Linked DNA regions of Homo sapiens: region 1 is linked to region 2. Evidence: read pairs that join two places in POLR2A ChIA-PET (ENCODE). Cell type or tissue: Panc1. All regions are shown on one strand. Links, peaks and the distances in the headings refer to the core of each region. The heading gives the core; the rest is flanking DNA.

Region 1 (4,393 bases), core at 268-4,267, 370 kb before region 2:
AAAAAAGATCCAAGTAGCCCAAGAAAGCCTGTTCCTGGAACGTGATCAAACTTTTTGCTCCATCCATACCTTTCCTCACAAAAGCTTTTTCAAAAATGTGGGACTCGCACTGCTTGTCCCTTGATTTTAGTGGAACCAAGAAACCGCATCAAATAACACTGAATCCTAGAATGAGAAAGTCATTCCTTTTTCAGTTCTCTTTCAACTCCAGACATCTTTTTTTTTCAACATCAAGGAAGATGTTATGCTAGTTATGTCTTTAACAGTTCTCAAATTGAGCTAGTCTTCAATTGTGTCTAGCTAGGATTTAATAACATGGTTTCATTTTCTTTTGTATTTATTTTACTATAACTTTTTATCCATGGAAAGTGATGTAGCTTTTCCATATTCCATGGCAAGATAAGATTCGTTTTGAAAATAAACGTTAAAACATTTAAACAGAGTATATTGTGAAGATTAGAACTGCTGTCATAACAGCTGCCCTGTAACCTTCTAAGGTTGACCCAAAACACATGATTCCCCGTTTTATAGATGTATCAGCTGAGACTAGCAGAGATGAAATGACTGCCTCAGTGATGTGCCAGTTATTTGACTGAAATAACCAGAGCTGGACCTAAGATCTTCTGCAGCTTCATGTACTCCCTCTGTAAAACTTTTGTTATCAGGCCAGGCGCGGTGGCTCAAGCCTGTAATCCCAGCACTTTGGGAGGCTGAGGCAGGCGAATCACCTGAGGTCAGGAGTTGGAGACCAGCCTGGCCAACATGGTAAAACCCTGTCTCTACTAAAAATACAAAAATTAGCTGAGCATGGTGGCAGGCGCCTGTAATTTCAGCTACTCAGGAGGCTGAGGCAGGAGAATCGCTTGAACCTAGGAGACAGAGGTTGCAGTGAGCCAAGATGGCGCCATTGCACTCCAGCCTGGGCAACAGAGCGAGATTCCGTCTCCAAAATAACAAAAAAAGCTTTAGTATCAGCCTTCTCTTTTAAAACATAAGGTTAACAGAATCTTTTAAAATTGTTTTCCCTTCCCTGCAGCATTTTGAAATCATATTCTAAGAATAGATTTATTTAATAACTAAGTTATTAAAATATTAAAAGCAGTTATGAATGTGAGAGTGCTGAAATAAATGTAATTGCATTCTTAAAATGCTGTAACATCAGACAATTTTTTTAAGTTAAAATATTTAACTGAAAAACAGCTGAAACAACTTAAGACCTATTAAAACAACAAATGGGCTAATGTGAGCAATATTTAAAAGAATATTAAAATATTATAGTCAATTCAATATGGGCAAAAAATTTTACTTTCTTAAGACCCTGAAAAGCAGCAAAAACAAATAAAAGCCAGAGTCAACAATTGCAAATATTAACAACAATCAAAGACCATTAGAACTAAAGGGAAAATGTAGAACTGAGTAAAATGATCACATGGACTTAAAAAAAAAAAAGTGGGTCAAATTAAGTTGAAAACAAGCTTGGAGTACATTAAAATGCACCTAATAATGGTTTTTTAAAATTCATTGACGTTTATACAGTGTTATGGAATTTAGCCTGGAAGGTATCAGTGACTTTTTAGGAACTTTGAGGAAATGACCCCTTGGTCTCCTGATTTGTACCTGCTGACTTGCTTGCTAGAAAACAGGATTTCCATGAGTTGAAGAGTCTGAGAGGCTAAGACTGTAGGCGGGCCACCTAGACAACACTCAACCCTTGCTGGAGGATATTTGGTTATTAAAACCATCCAGAAAAATGTGTCAGAAAAAAGTGAGGAAATTTAGTCCAAGGAACAGATCAGAAAAACTTGCTAGGCCTGTTAAATCTTCGTGACTTCCTTCTGTTTTAAATTTTGTCTATTTGGCCTGATACGGGGTAATAGAATTCTAAAAACAGAAATGTATTCGTTGTCTATGACTGCATAACAAATTATTCTAAAACCTAGTGGCTTAAAAACAGCAATAAATATTTATTATCTTAAAACGTTTCTATAGGTCAGGAATTGAGAAGTGGCTTGGCTGGGTGGTTCTGGTTCAGTGTCTGTCATGGGGTTGCAGTCAGGTTGGCTGGTGCTGGAGGATGGACTTCCAAAGTAGCTCACTCCCTGGTGCTGGCTGTGGGCAGGAGGCCTTAGTTCTCTCCACATGGGCCTCTCCACAAGGCTGCTTGAGTGTCCTCCTGACACGGTGACTGGCCTTCCTCAAGGCAGCCAATCACAGAGGCCAGGTGGTGGCCAGGCATGGTGGCTCACACCTGTAATCCCAGCACCTAAAAGGCTTAGGTGGGGGGATCACTTGAGCCCAGGAGTTCAAGACCAACCTGGATAACATGGCAAAACTCAGTCTCAACTAAAACTCCAAAAATTAGTTGGGTGTGGTAACACACACCTGTAGTCCCAGCTACTCAGGAGGCTGAGGTGGGAGGATCACCTGAGCCTGGGAGGTTGAGGCTGCAGTGAGCTGTGACTGTGCCACTCCACTCCAACCTGGTTGTTGGAGTGAGACCCTGTCTTAAAAAAAAAAAAAAAAAAAAAAAGATCGTAGTCTTCTAATCCTTAACCTCATCTTGAAAGTTATGAAGTGCTTACTGTCATCATTCTCTATTGGTTACACAGACTAGTGCAGATTCAGTATGTGAGGAGACCACCCAAAAGCATGGATACTAGAAGGCGCCAATCGCAGGGGGCCATTTCAGAAGCTGACTACCACAACCAAGGATTAAAGGTCATGAAGAGAACATAGAAATCTCATGTTCGCCTGTGTCCAGCCTTGCAGGAGGAAGTCTAGGAACTAGACACATGGTAGCAGCTTAGAAAAGGAGAAAGAAGGAGCTTAAGCCAGTGAGGCCAACTGAAAAGAAACTGGGATTGTTCAGAGAGCCAGTGGGGGCAGGTAGAAAAGCCTGTTCCATTCTCTCAGGTTCCCTGAAAACTGGTTGAAGAGCTGCAGGGGGGTTTGGGTTCCAGGTAGTCATCTTGAGCTTAAAGCTGTGGGTGCCAGAGCAGATCCTTATCATTAACTTGAGTGGGTGTCCCGAGGTGGCAAGACACAAGCTTATTGATAGGAAGAAAGATAAAGGATGAAGCAGCAAAAATCAAGGGCTGCCTATATATTCCTTTGGCAGAACACCAGAGTAATGCAATGATCTGACTCTTAGAAACAGACACAGAGTTGTTTTTCTCATAAGGAATGTATTTATGGTAGCAACTTTAGAGAATGCAGATAAGCAAGAAGAAAGTATAAATAATCTGCAACCCCACTATTCAAAGAATGCTGCTACTATTATGGTTTCCATGTTTTCCAGTGATATAAATGTATCATTCTGTGTGTGTGTGTATTATTGTGTTTGTGTGCATGCATTTTACCAAAGTCGTGTTGCACCTCTGTAACTTGCTTTTCTCATGCGGCACTCATCTTCAGCATCTGTCTCTGTCGTGAGTGATTCTACTACAGCAGTGTTTCCCAACCCTCTCTTCATTACTGCTCCCATAGGAGCCTTTTGAATACCACCATGAAATGTTAATACCGCAGGTATACTCTGTATCTGTTTATATATTGGGGTCCTTTGGAAGGTAGCAAATAATTGTGATAGCTGTTTTTTGTGTTCTTTTTTTTTTTTAACCTCCCAACAACAAACGTTTGGCCCTTTGACAACGCATGCACGATAGCGCCGTATACAGCTTTATAGTATTTCATTATATGAGTGTGCAATAATTTTTTAAAAATATTTTTTTATTTCAATAGCTTTTGGAGTACAAGTAGTTTTTGGTTACACAGATGAATTGTAGAGTGGTGAAGTCTGAGATTTGAGCCCACCCATCACCTGAGTAGTGTACATTGTACCCAATGTGTACTTTTTTTCTTCCTTGCTCTCTCCCATCCTCCCCATTTTGAGTCTCCATAGTTGATTATATCACTCTGTATGCCTTTGTGTACACACAGTGTAGCTCCCACTTATAAATGAAAACATACAGTATTTGGTTTTCCATTCCTGAGTTACTTCACTTGGAATAATGGCCTCCAGCTCCATCCAAGTTGCTGCAAAGACATTATTTTGTTCCTCTTTTATGGCTGAGTACTATTCCGTGGTGTATATATACCACATTTTCTTTATCCAATCATTGGCCTATGGACACTTAGGTTAGTTCCATAGCTTTACAATCGTGAATTGTGCTGCAATAAAACATACATGTGCAGGTGTCTTTTTGATATAATGACTTCTTTTCCTTTGGGTAGATACCCCTTGGTAGGATTGCTGGATGGAATGGTAGATCTACTTTTAGTTATTTAAGAAATCTCCAGACTGTTTCCCATAGAGGTTGTACTAATTTACATTCTCACCAGCTGTGTATAAGTGTTCCCTTTTCACCACATCCACGCCAATACCTATTGTTTTCTG
Region 2 (4,393 bases), core at 149-4,148:
GATAAGAGGAAGGTAGAGAGGATGAAAGGAGATCATGTTGTATAAAGCTGCCTCCATATACAGAATAAGCCTTCCCCCTCAGTGCTGTCATAAAATCAGTAACCCACAAAGGAGAGCCAAGTTCCTCCAGGCTTCACGCCTAACCAGAGAGGTGTGTGGGATAGAAAAAGACCTACACCATCCTCCTAGCTCTGTGCTGGATGAGATTTGTCACTTGGGGCAAGACTGCGTGCATCACCTCAGTTTCTGCATCCATAAAATGGAACTGATACCATCACCCTCATTGAGATCATGGGGATTGAGAAGATGTACACATGAAAGTGCCAGCACCTCTTCTGGACAATGGAAGAGATTCCTCGGGTGTTATTTCCCTCCAGTTTGGGTTCTGAGTCCAGAATCCTTTCTGGAGCAACCTGTTTGGGTGTTCTTCCCCGTCCCTGAACGTGAGTGGAGGCTTAGAGCTGACTTTTTCATGAGGCAACCTCTTCAACCCTGAACAGGTCTTGCTCTTCAAAAGTCCTTGATATTTAACCAAAATATGCCGCTTCAAACTTCCCACTGGTGATGCATGAAATAGAGTAAATGCCCCCAAACTCTTCTCCAATTAAGATTTTTTATCCCAGTGGAATCAGATTCAATTAAGCATCAAAGTCAATCTTTGGTGGAAAAATAAGTCAAATTTCAGCCAGAGTGATCTTTGCAGAAGGGCCATCCTTGCCTTTGGCTCTGGCCCTGGAGTTGTATTGAGGTTTTGTGATTAATGGGTAATTGCCTGAGCCTTACATTTTTTAAGATCTTTTGGTGGAACTGTCCTCTTTGGTGTTGCTGGCTCTTTCTTCGGAATCACAAAAGCCCAGAATCCTTGCTGAGAATCTGGGGTCCTTGTGGCATGCAGCTGCAGCTGCCACTCCCCACCTCCTGGGATGGTGCCTGAGTCTGTACTTCTAGATAGTCACAAGGTCGTCTAGCAGAGTAGGAGCCAAGAGTCAGTATACATGCCTGACTGGGGCGTGGGGACCTGAGATGGCAAGGAGGACCGAGTCTTACTGATACTCACTATGGTAGACAGAATAATGGCCCCCCAAAGTTGTCCACAGCCTACTCCCGAGAACCTGTGAACATGTTAAGTTACATGGTGTATTAGTCCATTTCACACTGCTGATAAAGACATCTCCTAGACTGGGCAATTTACAAAAGAAAGAAGTTTAATGACTTACAGTTTCATGTGGTTGGGGAGGCCTCACAATCATGGCAGAAGGCAAGGAGGAGCAAGTCACATCTTACATGGATGGCAGCAGGCAAAAAAAGGTTGTGCAGGGAAACTCCTCCTTATAAAACCATCAGATCTTGTGAGACTTATTCACTGTCATGAGAACAGCATGGCAAAGACCTGCCCCCATGATTCAATTACCTCCCACAAGGTCCCTTCCACAACATGTGAGAATTCAAGATGAGATTTGGATGGGAATACAGCCAAACCATATCACATGGCAAAGGGGAATTAATGTTACAGATGGAATTAAGGTCCTAATGAAGACCCTTGTGATGGAAAGATTACCCTGGATTATCCAGGTGAGTCCAGTGTAACCACAAGGGTCCTTCTAGGTAGAAGGGGCAGGACGAAGAGTTGAGTCAGGAAGAGATTTGAAGAGGCTGAACTGCGGGCTTTGCAGATGAAGGAAGGGGCCACAAACTAAGGAGTGCAAGAAATACAACTCTAGCAGCTGGAAAGGCAAGGAAACAATTTTTCCCCTAAAGCTTCCGTAAAGGAACACAGCCCTGCCAACTCCTTGATTTTAGCCCAGCAAAATCCATTTCAGACTTCTGACCTCCAGAACTGCAAGATAATACATTTATGTTGCTTTAAGCCACTAAGTGAATGGTGATTTGTTACAACAGCAAATAGGAAAAGAATACACTCACCTTCCTTTATCATCAACACATCCTGCTACTCAAGGCAGGGACTTCACCTGGCTGGAGACCATGCCTGTTCAGGTGTTAGCTGATCGTTAAGGAGCAGCTTGTCTGGACGGGAAGGAGCACAGACGTTGGATCGAGGCAGAGCTGAGTGAGGCAGTGCCATCACTTTCTGGCTTCACAGCCTTGCTCAGATTGTTTCATTTCTCTGACCTTTATGCTCTAAAGCAGGAATCATTACAGGATTAAACTACAGAATGTACTCCTGGTTGATTACCTGGCATGCAGTCAGCTCTCAACACATGGTCTCTTTTAGTAATGATGAGTTGAACTGTGCCTTTTCTTCCCTCCCCTGGGAAGTGTTTCTCTTTTTTTAGGGTGTGAGAGAGATTGACATTCTCTCCCTTGTCTAGCACAGGACTGCCTTGCCCTGGGGATCCCTAGTGAACCATTGCTGGGAGGCTCAGATGGACTCCAGGCAGCTGGACATGGCGAATACATGAGAGATTGGCATAGCGTATCCCCAGGGGAATGAGAATGAAACTAGAATCAAGATTCCCGAAGATCAAGCCGTCCAGGTGGAAACCTCAAGTAGCCAAACACAGCAGTGTGGTTGGGCTGGAATGTTTAACCTCTCTGGGAGGGATAACAACATTCCAGCTGGGACGTTCACCAAAAGTAACAAGTAATCACATGGGTGTGTTCTCTATCCAAATGACCAGAGCCTCCATCTGGCTAGCTTCCCATGTAATTAGTTTAAGAGTAACAAAATACCAGGACATTAATATATACAAAGGAGTGTTCCAGAACATCTAGGCACAGACTGATAAAGGAGACGTGGGTGTATGTGCACGTGTACGTTAAAGATGAGTTAATTTCAATGTTTCTATTATTCTAAACTGAACTGCTGCTATGGGTTTCAAGAATTACATAGCTTATGAGGTCATCTGGCTGGAACTATGATTCCAGAGCATCCCTCAAAACACGAGAGGACTTTTTTCCCCACTTTTATGTTGTTAGATGCCAAGGTGATTTAGCCAGAGTCAAAGCTGTACTTTATGGCAGGACATATATTCTTCCACTGTAGATTTTTTGTTTTTGTTTTGTTTTGTTTTTTGTTTTGTTTCATTCACCGAGTTGGAAGATTTAGCTCTGCAGTGTACAGGGAGCTACCAGTAAACTGTAGGTCAGGAGCTGGCCAGGGTGACCTCAGCTTAGCCACCAGAGCCCAACTCTCAAGTTGTTCAACTCTGTGTCTCCTCCTCTGTGCTTGATGGAGTTAACTAGGAGATCTCTGAGTTGGAGTGTCGCTCTGACCTCTGAGGGTACTTAAAGGGAAGCAGCAGGAGAAAGTGGGGAGGCAGAGAGTGGCACCAAGGTGCTGCAGATGACGTCTGCTGGCTGTGTTCCTGGTAATAAGAAGCGCTGTCCTCTGAAGGGACTCATGTTCCAGGGAAGACAATTTGGGGAAATGCTGACCGAGGTCATATTTTAATGTTTAAAGCTAGCTTTTAAGTATTTAAAGAAACGATTTACAAGTCAGTCTCCTGAAATTACAATTCCATAAAACTTCCAAGTGGGCAAAGAATAATAACTTAAGGAAGAGCAGTTTCCTAAACAGATGAGAGTGAAGTCCAAATTGCTTTTAAAGGGAGATAAAAAGGTCTCAAATTTCTTGCTATGGTTCTGAATGTTTAGTGATAGGTTCGTTTGAAGATGAAATCAACCCTGATGTTAGCTCAATAATTTCAGGATGTGGGGAGGGTGGGGGGAAACCTAGCCTATGGGAAAGGAAAATCAGGAAAACCTTTTAGTAGACAGACATTTTTCATTGCTATCAAAGGATGTGTAAGGCCACAAAAACCTCTTAGCAGGAAGCATCCTGGGGTGATCCATACATTCTTTCTGGTGAGGCAGAAGGAAAAGGAGGTCCAAGTCTCATGATCTGTCTCTTTAGATCCAGTAGCAGCAAGGATCCTAAATTGGTGGATAAAGAAACAAAGCCAACTGGGCTTGGTGGCTCACACCTGTAATCCCAGCACTTTGGGAGGCCAAGGTGGGCAGATTGCTTGAGCCCAGGAGTTCAAGACCAGCTTGGTCCACATGATGAAACCTGGTCTGTACAAAAAATACAAAAATTAGCCAGGTGTTGTAGTGCACACCGGTAGTCCCAGCTACTTGGAGGCTGAGGTGAGAGGATGGCTTTGAGCCCAGGAGGTTGCAGTGAGCCATGATCTCACCACTTGATATGGTTTGGCTGTGTCTCCACCCAAATCTCACCTTGAATTGTAGCTCCCATAATTCCCATGGGTTGTAGGAGAGACCCAGTGGGAGATAATTGAATCATGGAGGCGGTTTCCCCTATGCTGTTCTCATGGTAATGAACAAGTCTCCCGAGATTTGATGATTTTCTAAGGGGTTTCGCCTTTCACTTGGCTCCTACTCTCTCGCCTGCCACCATGTAAGACATCCCTTT

What was found. ChIA-PET counts read pairs that join two places held together with the same protein. Peaks named below come from ENCODE experiments on the same cell type or tissue, not always from the same donor. Only the 100,000 strongest peaks of a DNase experiment are listed, where the experiment ranks them.
Region 1: POLR2A ChIA-PET joins it to region 2 with 13 read pairs; 2 of 35 experiments call an interaction of 5 or more read pairs at or near these places.

The regions. Positions count from the first base shown.
Region 1 is chr15:71,320,590-71,324,982 of GRCh38, forward strand. All of the region lies in intron 6 of THSD4 (thrombospondin type 1 domain containing 4), which reads left to right. Among named protein-coding and RNA genes, the nearest start is that of THSD4-AS1, 130 kb to the left of the region's middle. In Panc1, for the core only: no CTCF peak of the experiment used is centred there; no DNase peak of the experiment used is centred there.
Region 2 is chr15:71,689,443-71,693,835 of GRCh38, forward strand. All of the region lies in intron 8 of THSD4 (thrombospondin type 1 domain containing 4), which reads left to right. It overlaps THSD4-AS2 (THSD4 antisense RNA 2), which reads right to left and starts at 2,097. Exons shown (of 3, transcript NR_120346.1): 1 at 1,924-2,097; 2 at 1,218-1,328; 3 at 1-1,112. In Panc1, for the core only: no CTCF peak of the experiment used is centred there; a DNase peak (open chromatin) is centred at 2,514.